Linked DNA regions of Mus musculus: region 2 is linked to region 1. The links are chromatin contacts, found by POLR2A ChIA-PET in ENCODE. All regions are on one chromosome and are shown on one strand. The core of a region is the stretch at or near the end of the contact, and the rest is flanking DNA. Distances in the headings are between cores, read along the strand shown.

Region 1 (4,728 bases), core at 197-2,696:
TTCCCTCCCCCACTCACCCATAATAGCATTCTTGCCTTAGATCTACTGTGTGGTGTGATCTCTTAGTGGCACAGCTTGTCCCAGACCTTTCTCTGCTTAGCCTAACATTGAAGACCTGCTGAGCCATCGCACTGGCTCCTTGAACTTTTAAAATTGGACTTACAATTAGATAATCACCACTATCAGGAGGTTGAGACCGGAGGATTGGGAGTTCAATGTCATCCTTCGATAAATATAAAGTTCAAGGCCAGCCTGGGCTGTGTGACACACTCTTAGAAGAGAAATAGGGAGAGGGAGGGCTGGAGAAAGGAAGAAGAGAAAGAGAAACCGGGTGTGGACCTGGGAGTATTTGGGGCGATGAATAGGATCAAAATGCATTGTATGTGTCTGTGAAATTCTCAAAAATTATTTTTTTAAAAAACTATTCTTCCAGTCATGGTGGCGCACGCCTTTAATCCCAGCACTCGGGAGACAGGCAGATTTCTGAGTTCGAGGCCAGTCTGGTCTACAGAGTGAGTTCCAGGACAGCCAGGGCTATACAGAGAAACCCTGTCTCAAAAAAAAAAAAAAAAAAAAAACCTATTCCAAGACAAGGTCTTATTATGTAGCTCTGGCTGTCCTAGCATTCACTAATATTGAAAGAACCTAGTGGGGAAACCCCCACTCAACTCCCGATTCTGTGTGCACCCAAGAATCACCAACAGAACACAACACCTTGATGTAACAACACGAGGTATTTTAATGGCGGAGCGTCGGGTCGAAACGTATCTCACACAGGAGACAGTGGATTCGACCACGAGGCTTGGAAGCTAGGGGTTTTTATAGAAAAGGAGTGGGGCTGGGGGAGGAATTGGCACGGTTTCACATGATTGGTCCATTTAAACATCAGCAGCCTGTTAACATTTAACTTAGGTCAGAGGGGTGGGAGATAGGGAGGGGACGGGCCTGTCCCGGCATGTCCTGGTCTGTTCTGCTATGTTCTCAGCCCCAGGTTTCAAAGCTCACAAACAACTCTTTGGGCTATTTGACATACATTACATGAATCACAGGTCTCAAGTTTTATTTCCTTTCAATATAGACCAGGCTGGCCTAGAACTAACAGAGATCTGCCTGTCTCTGCCTCCAGAGTGCTGGGATTAAAGACGTACCTGGCTTCGAAAATTAGTAAGATGTTGTAAGAGAGAAAGAGGAAAAAAGAAAGAAACGTGAGGAAGAAGGAAAGCAAGAAAGTCTGTTGAATTAGTAAATTTAGCCTACAGTAAGGCAGGACACTTCAGTCTTTCTCAGCCAGGCTTTAGGGGTTGGAGGAGGGCAGGGTGGGGGTGGAGGGGGTGGGGGTGGGGGATGGGGGTTAGAACAGCACCCAACAGGTGTTCAATAAATATGTTAACTACCTGGATTCCAGAGCTACACTCGGAGTGTTCTGAGGTCGCCCCTGTGAGGTCACAAAGTCCCCACCATGCCTTTGGCCTTGGCCCTGGTGCTTTTGTGTGGCCTGGGCGGCCCCGGGGCATGGGGCTGCCTGCAGTGCGACCAGTCAGTGCTACTGGAGCTCAGGCAGTTGCGTGATGCCATCGTCACCAAGCGCTTCCATCTGGAAGGGCTGCAGGCGCGCGCGCAGGCCCTGCTGTTGAGCATGGAGGGGCCTTTCTTCAGGGACTATGCAATGAACGCTTTCGTGGGGAAAGTGGGTGTGTACTTGGGTGCGTAGGGAAGAGGCCCGGGGAGCTGTGGGCCTTCTGACCTGACAGGGCCTCCCTTCTGGTCTGCAGTCGTGGATCAACTGGAAAAAGTGGCGACATCCTTCAAGAACCAAGCCCAGTATATAAAGGCTAACTCTAAGACAGGTGGGAGACCCTTGAGCCACCCCCTGGCCTTCCTTTCTGCATCCGAGCTTCTCCTCTGGGCGGGCATGTGTCCTTTGCTGTGACAGCTAGGCAGAATTTTGAGAAAGGGTTGAGAGGGAGAAAAGCTGAGGTTCAAAGAAGTCAGGTGACCTGTCCAAAGTCACACAGAGTTGACGATGTATGCGGGACACTCCCATCTCTATAATGCCCATCACTAGGTGTGGCCAGCCACACACTTCTGTCTTCTTGTGTTTCTCAAACACTGTGATTTTTATAAACGGGGTGTTTTTGGCATTGTCTTGCTGAAAGACTACATTTCCCAGCTTTCTTTGCAGACTACAGCAATCATTTCAATGGGATAAGGGGTGACTTCTTCCTCTGGAGGCATTCTGGCCATCTACTTCTTTGCGGTGAATAAGCACGGTCCCATCTAAGGTTGGACCAAGCCTTTCTTTCTGTCTCTCTACAGCTGTCTTTTAAAAAAATATAATAATCTAACATTTGTAATAACCTTCCACCAGTGAGTAAACCCGTGGCCTGTCATCCTAGTAACTCAGGAAGCTGAGGCAAGAGGACCATGACTTTGAATCCCTCTAATTAGTTAGAGTTCAAAGCCAGCCTCAAAGCTCTAGGTGCCAGGATTCACGGGAACCAGCCGTTATTCAAGCACAAACAAGTCTGCACACACATTTTGAGTCTCAAACACTTGGGAGCCTTCCAGAATTCAGACTCTTTCTGGACAGTCAGGTCATTTTTGCAAAGAACCGAAATGAAAACCTCTAAAATCTGGAGCACTTAAAAATTCTTAAAATTTTATGTGTATAAGTGTTTTGGGGTTTTGGGGTTTGTTTTTTTTGTTTGTTTGTTTGTTTCTGCATGTATTATATGCCATTTGTGCATGCAGTACCTGTGGGTGTCAGAAGAGGGCATCAGATTCCCCTGGAACTGGAGTTCCAGGTGTTTGTGAGCCACCGTGTAGGAGCTGGAAACTGAATCTACGTTCTTTACAAGAGCAGCCAGTGCTCTTAAGCACTGAGCCACCTCTGTAGCCCAGTCCGACAATTCTGTAAGTGGCTGGAGGTTTGATGAGGACCTGCACTGAAGAGCATCTCTTCCTTCCTCAGACGTTCCTCTGCTGGAAGAGCTGGTGAGCTTCAGGGAACATGCCATCAAGGAACTAAAGGGAGCATTAAGAGACTATGAAATGAAAGGTGCCGCCCCTTCTCCCCCACCCAGTTCTTTCCCTCCTAATAGCACTCCTGGGACCCCCAGCATCACCATCTTGCCAGATTTCCCCCTTCTCTCCCTTGATCCCTTCCCAATTCAATTCTCAAGCTGCCATGTCTGCACGTCACTCATATCAGCTCTCTTCTCTTTCAGCCTGTGACCACAAAACTTGTCGTGAGTTCTAATTTTCCTACCCACCCCGCACCCACACCTATTCCCCATTCCTCCCAAATCAAACCTCAATGCCCTACTCACTTTACCACAAAACCATGAACCCCTGGTCATCAAGGGAGGGTGGTTTGTTGTGAGTGCATGCATGTGCATGTGTGTGCTCACATGCTTGTATGCATGAATGTGTAAGCACATGTGTGCATGCATGGGGTCATGCGTGTACACATGCATGTATGTGTGTTCATGTGCATGCACGAGCATGTGTGTATTTGTTTGTGCACGAATGTGTGTATGTGCCTTCCTATGTGTATTGCATATATGTGTATCTGTGCATGCACAAGTGTGTGTATATGTGTGCGTGTGTGTGCATGCATGTGTGTATGTGCACATATATGTGTGTACATGTATGTGTGTTGCATGAGCAGATGACTGTGAACTACAAGTGGGGCTGGGATCTGAGAATTAGTAAAGGTTTTGAGTTATTGAGGCATTTCTTCAGCCCCACCCTGGTTTCTGAGCTAGGGTCTCGTGGTGTCATGAAGGTCACTGACTAGGCTGGCTGCCCAGTGAGCCCCTGGGATCCCTCTGCCTCGTTCTCAGAGCTTTGACTACACACACTGCCACCTCGAACTCTTCCGTTCTAAGGAGTGAACTTGAGTCTTCATGCTTACAAGGCAGCCATCTTATCCACTGAGCTATCTCTGCCTCACTCCTCCCACCCCAATTGCCTTTGCTTCTTCTTTTTTGACACAAGGTCTCTCTCTCTCTCTCTCTCTCTCTCTCTCTCTCTCTCTCTCTCTCTCTCTCTCTCTCTCTCTCTGTAACCCATGCTGACCCGGAACTCATGGCAGTCCTCTTACCTCACCCTCAACAGTGCTGGTATTTCATGAGTCACCAAGACAACCTCAGGATTTGTGTTGGGTTGGTTGGTTTGTTTGTTTGTTTGTTTGTTTGTTTGAGACAGGGTTTCAGTAGCTTTGGCTGTCCTGAACTCACTCGGTAGACCAGGCTGGCCTCGAATTCACAACGATCCTCTTGTTTCTGTCTCCAGAGTGCTGGGATTACAGGTGTGCACCATCACCCCCTGCTTGTCATTTTGTTTGTTTGTTTTACATTTTATGTTATTAGAGTGTGTGTGTGTGTGTGTACAGCACACATGTGGAGGTCAGAGAATAACTTGGCTCTCTCCGTCTTCCCTGTGGGTCCCGGGGATTAAACGCAGGTCACCAGTCTTGTTGGCAAACACCTTCACCAGCTGTACCATCTCTCTGGCTCCTAAAGATTTGCTTTTTGAGGACTCATGAAAATGATTACAGCCTTTGAGCCGGGGCCTCCGGAACTCTGTAACTGCGGGTACCACTGGGTCTGTGGCATTTATCCTGGCCTCTGAGACTCGGGAACCACACAGAGAGTTTGGTGGCCTGGAATGATACCCAACACAGTTTTCATCTTCCTTTGATTCAGTAGAGGGCACGAGGGTGTA
Region 2 (5,089 bases), core at 904-3,403, 40 kb after region 1:
ATACATATGTAGAAATATATGTACGTACACATTCAGTATCCTAGACAGAAAAAAAAAATCCCTTCTTGCTCCTTCTGCTCCATGAAAAGTTTTTGTCCTCCTTAAGCTCATCTTAAAGACTATTCATGCTGTTAACAAATTTATCTCTTTTATAAACTTACAAACTACAGGAAACCCACTCCAATCTACTTCTTATGGACTAAATAGTCTCCATCCAGGTAAGTACACCTGCCAAGCAATAGCCTACGTTCTCACTGGCTACCTATTCCAGAGGGTGAGATTGCTCTCCTGTTCCTGGGATTGGGACTCCTCTTACCCCAAAGACCTAATTTTTTTTCTCCCAAACGTACTTAACTTTATTCTCTACCTCCTGTGTGTGTGTGTGTGTGTTTCAGCATCTTGCCAAATCCAAGCGTTTACTCAAAATCTACACATAAGACAGCTCCAGAGAAACAACCCATAGATGCTCCAATTTTCTCTTACAGCCACAGATACTTCTACTGGACCTGCTCCTTCTGATCTATCCACAGTTGGTTCCACAGACCCTGAGCAGCAAGGACACAGCCAATTCTCCTAAGACTTCACCAACATCCCCACCCCCATCTTCTTAGGTTTCCCAGAGACACACTGCCCCAATAACAACAGAAAGTTAGCTAAAGATCATGATGACCCTATTTTTTGCTTCACCGTTGCCTCTTTCTAATTTTTCCTTTTTTAAAATTAAACCAAAACAAAGGAATGTTAGCATTTCTTCTACACTCCACTCCACAGTTACCTGGCAAAAGCCAGGTATGCCTGACTCACTATAAAAGGGGCTGCTTGCCCCTCAGTCCCCACACTCTCTTCCTTCTCTGTCCCTTCTTGCCCTATTCCCCTCTCTCTACACGTGTTCATGGCCGGCCTCTACTCCCTCTCCCTACCTTTCTCTGTCTCTACTACCTCTCAACTCCCCTCCCCATGCCCTAAATAAACTCTATTCTACACTATACCCACTGTGGTTGGTACCTCAAGGGGAAGGGATGCCTCAGCATGGGCCCGCAGAGGCACCCCCTTCCCCAGCACCATACCTCGCCCTACCAAACATATCCCTGGCTTCCCTGGCTTTTTAAATAGAACATAACAGTATATATTTGAGATGCTCAAATAATAGATACAAATAATCTTTCCTTTTAAATTTGTTTATGACTGCTTCAAAGTGCTATGTGTGTACACCTAAGTGCCTTTAGAAGCCCAAGAGGGGGTTTGATACCCCGAAACTGAAGCAATAGATGTCTCTGGGCCATTATTGTAGGTATTGGTCGCGAGAGGAAACCCCCGCTTAAGAGCCGGGCCTACGCCCGGCTGTGAGCACTCAAGGGTTCAGCATTCTGTCAGGGCCTCCCACCCCGGCCACAGAGGACTAAGGCCATGGGCGCCTGGGCTTAGTCTCCGTACCTCGGCATGGCTCCGTGTCTCCGTACCTCAGCATGGCTGGCAACCCAAAGAACATATGCTTTCCAGGATCCCAAGAAAACCCAACTCCTCATGAGGAGGGCTCCCTCAGAGTACAGGGGGAAATTCCTCCGAGGAAGTTCCGGTTCCAGAAACTTCTCCTCAAATTTATCCCACCCAGGTAACTCCGCGCCAAATTCCAGGACCCACCACCTGTGGTCTCCACCCACTGAGCCCTCTAGGAAGTAGAGAGGAAACAGATTCATGGCTAAGTGACACCAAGGTTGGATGGCCCACTACCCTGTTATAGGACTACTTTCACCTTCTACACCCCGAAAATTCCATTTGGAGGTGACAGCGGGTTGCCATAGATACAGTTTGAAGGCAAAACTGAGATTACAGAGAGAGCACAGAAGCAAGGAGAGTTTAAAAATGACAACAGGACCTTTGATTGGTGGCTGTCACGTATTTCATCAAGATTGACGTCAGACATGCGCAGTAGAAGGAAAAGCCCGCCCCAGAGAAGGCCGAATAACGGTGAGCAATTAGGGGGATGGACTAATCAGGCGTGTCGCTCAGGCTTCTGGGAAATGGAGTTTCCAGCAGGGCACAGCTTGTCCGGATGCCCTGTATTAGAGGAAATAGGCCGCGTCTGCTCGCTGCTGTCGCACGGCCGGTGGGGGATGCGCGCGCAGCCCCTCCTTCACCCTCCCTCCCCGGAAGTTTCTGCGGGGCAACTGTAAAGGTGAGTCCAAGTTTCTGCTCCGGATCGGAGTGAGAGTCCGGGCCGTGAGAAACCCCGGCGCCCACGGCTTTTTCACAAGTACAGTGATGAGGAGCCGCTCGCCCGGCAGCCTGTGACGTCACTGCCTGAGGAAGGCGGAGGCCGACCAAGGCTGGGGTTCGGGGGCGGGAGTGGGGGGAGCACCCACTTCCTCTGTTTTGCTGGGAAGGTGTTGGGCGGAGCCTGTGAGGAATGTCAGACACTCCGCCTCCGCCTCCACGGGTACCTCGTCACTGGTTTCTTTGGGATTGTGGGGCCCGGTCCAGTCTCTGCTACTTAGGGAAGTGTTAGTCCCACACCTGTGGAATTTAGCCTTTGGTACTCTGCTGTGCTGCGTTCCTGCAACAGGAGCATAGATGGTAGCAAGCTGATGGTCATACGTAGGATAAATGAACTAAACAAATGGGTGCATAATAAAAGCCGACTTGAGTATCAGTAGTCGGAACTGAATGTGCAGCCTTAGACAGGAGACCTCAACACTCAAGATCCGAGCACTTACTGTATGCAAGGATCTGTGCAACAGACACTTATTGTATTATATACCCGAACTGCCACCTCCCCTAGGAGTAGCTCTAAACTCAGCAATGTTCTAGCACTTGGGAGGCTGAGTCAGGAGGATTTTTGAGAATAGTGAATTCCAGGACAGCCCAGGATGGACTACATAGTAATGGGCACCTCAGTTTAATTAAAGCTGGATGTACGCTTGGGTAAGTTTCAAATGCTGGGGGATCAAAAGTTCAAGGTCGGCCTAAGCTACATGAAACACTGTCTTTAAAAAAAGAATCCAGCCCTGCCTAAGGACTGGAGAGTTGGTTCAATATTTGAGTGCTTACTGTCTTCCGGAGGACTCAAGTTGGTTCCCAGTTCATGACTGCCTGTAACCCTAGTTCTAGGGAATTAGGGATTGGCCTTCACACGGGTTCATATGCACATAACTGTAGTGAAAATTCTGGAATTTTCATTTCTTTAAAAAAAACACAGAAATATAAGAATATGTTTTTGTTTCAATCCCAGGAGTGGGGCTATGGGGCTGCTTCTCCGCAGCTGACTAAGCTTTGCCTCCTGCTCCAGCAGCTCATGATTTTGCCAGCTGCACATAGTTTCTACAACTGTGTGACGTTTGGAATTCTGGGAACTTCTCAGAGAGTCTGTAAATACTAGGGCCTCAACTGGGTACCGTGAGAGTTGTTTGGTGGGGGTGGGGGATGGGGGGGGTATTGCAGTTTGTTAGTAGTTGTGCTCAAAGAAGAAATTAGATTCAGAGTTCTTGATCTCTCTCCCTCTGTCCTTCTTTCTCTCCTACCTAGGGATAGGGGGTGAAATGGGAAGGGGAGAATAAAGGCAGGAAAAAGAACTCACAAAGTAGCAAAGACCTTTTACACATACCCACATGCAAACACACACATACTCAAAATTAAAGATCATAAAGATGGATGTTTTTAAATTCTGCACAACTAGTTTACATTCTAACGTTGGTTGAGGTGCCAGACAGAAATTGCAGTCAATTGTATAATATTTTTTCCTATGGTATCTTATCTACATGTTTGCATCTAGAATGTCTTAGAAAATGAGAGAGGCTTTCTCTGCTTGCAATTTACATTGCAATTCAGCCCACGCTTACCTGCCCGAGCTCATTTGCTGACGGCTCACCCACAGGGCTGTGGCTGTTTACCATCATCAGAGATGGCGTGGCACTCGTCATGGGCTCTGTTTGTGTATATGGCATGAATTTGCAAGTGCCAGAAGAGGGTGTCAGATCCCCTGGAGCTGAAGTTACAGGTGATGTGAGCCACCCATCAGACTGGGGTGCTGGAGACTGAATCTGGGTCCTCTGGAAGAACAGTGCATTCTAAATCCCCGAGACCTCCAGCCTACCCTCGGAACTGACTATAACTGGATCATTGTGACCTCTGTTTGGTTAACAAACCACAGTGACAAGGTGTAGAGGCTGATGGTCATTGTAGTTAGGATGTGACTGCAGTAAAGAGGGGGAGATGACAGCCTAGGCTGTGATAGGCTGAAGAGATAGAGGCTACCTGGTGAAAAGCCTGATGTTGCCAGCTCAGGGTCATGCTGAGCATCTGCTTCCAGGTGAGAACCTGCAAGGATATTTTGACCTGAAGATAAGAAGCCAATGTGTTTCATCATGTTGACTGTAGAAGTCGCTACCAGGGTGTGCTGGTGTCTTAGTCAGGGTTTCTATTCCTGCAGGAAACCTCATGACCAAGAAGCAAGTTGAGGAGGAAAGGGCTTATTTACCTTACACTTCCATACTGCTGGTCATCACTAAAGGAAGTCAGGTCTGGAACTCAAGCAGGTCAGGAAGCAGGAGCTGATGCAGAGCCATGGAGGGATGTTCCTTACTGGCTTGCTTCCCCCTGGCTTGCTCAGCTTGCTTTCTTATAGAACCCAGGACTACCAGCCAGGGATGGCACCACCCACAATGGACCCTCCTTCCTTGATCACTAATTGAGAAAATGCCTTGCAGCTGGATTTCATGGCGGGAGGCATTTCTTCAAGGAAGGCTCCTTTCTCTGTGATAACTCCAGCTTGTGTCAAGTTGACATACAAAACCAGCCAGAACAATTGACCCCTTGTCAACTTGACACACAAATACTTCACTATTAAGCCTCAACCCTTACTTTCTTTTGTTTTTTTTGTTTGTTTGTTTGTTTGTTTGTTTCGAGACCGGGTTTCTCTGTATAGCTCTGGCTGTCCTAGAACTCACTCTGTAGACCAGGCTAGCCTGGAACTCAGAAATCGCCTGCTTCTGCCTCCCAAGTGCTGGGATTAAAGGCGTGCACCACCATGCCCAGCCTCAACCCTTACTTTCTTATTCATCCCCAAGATCTAAATAACTTTAAAAGTCTCACA

What was found. ChIA-PET counts read pairs that join two places held with the same protein, here RNA polymerase II (POLR2A).
Region 2: POLR2A ChIA-PET joins it to region 1 with 20 read pairs in embryonic stem cell. The contact joins the promoter of Vrk3 here to the promoter of Izumo2 in region 1. POLR2A ChIA-PET finds 5 or more read pairs at or near these places in 4 of 5 experiments (Patski and embryonic stem cell).

The regions. Positions count from the first base shown.
Region 1 is chr7:44,707,284-44,712,011 of GRCm38, forward strand. It overlaps Izumo2 (IZUMO family member 2), which reads left to right and starts at 1,447. Exons shown (of 7, transcript NM_001368390.1): 1 at 1,447-1,691; 2 at 1,773-1,847; 3 at 2,972-3,058; 4 at 3,228-3,248. The coding sequence starts at 1,460.
Region 2 is chr7:44,746,476-44,751,564 of GRCm38, forward strand. It overlaps Vrk3 (vaccinia related kinase 3), which reads left to right and starts at 2,154. Exons shown (of 15, transcript NM_133945.1): 1 at 2,154-2,176. It overlaps Zfp473 (zinc finger protein 473), which reads right to left and starts at 1,874. Exons shown (of 5, transcript NM_001289836.1): 1 at 1,435-1,874.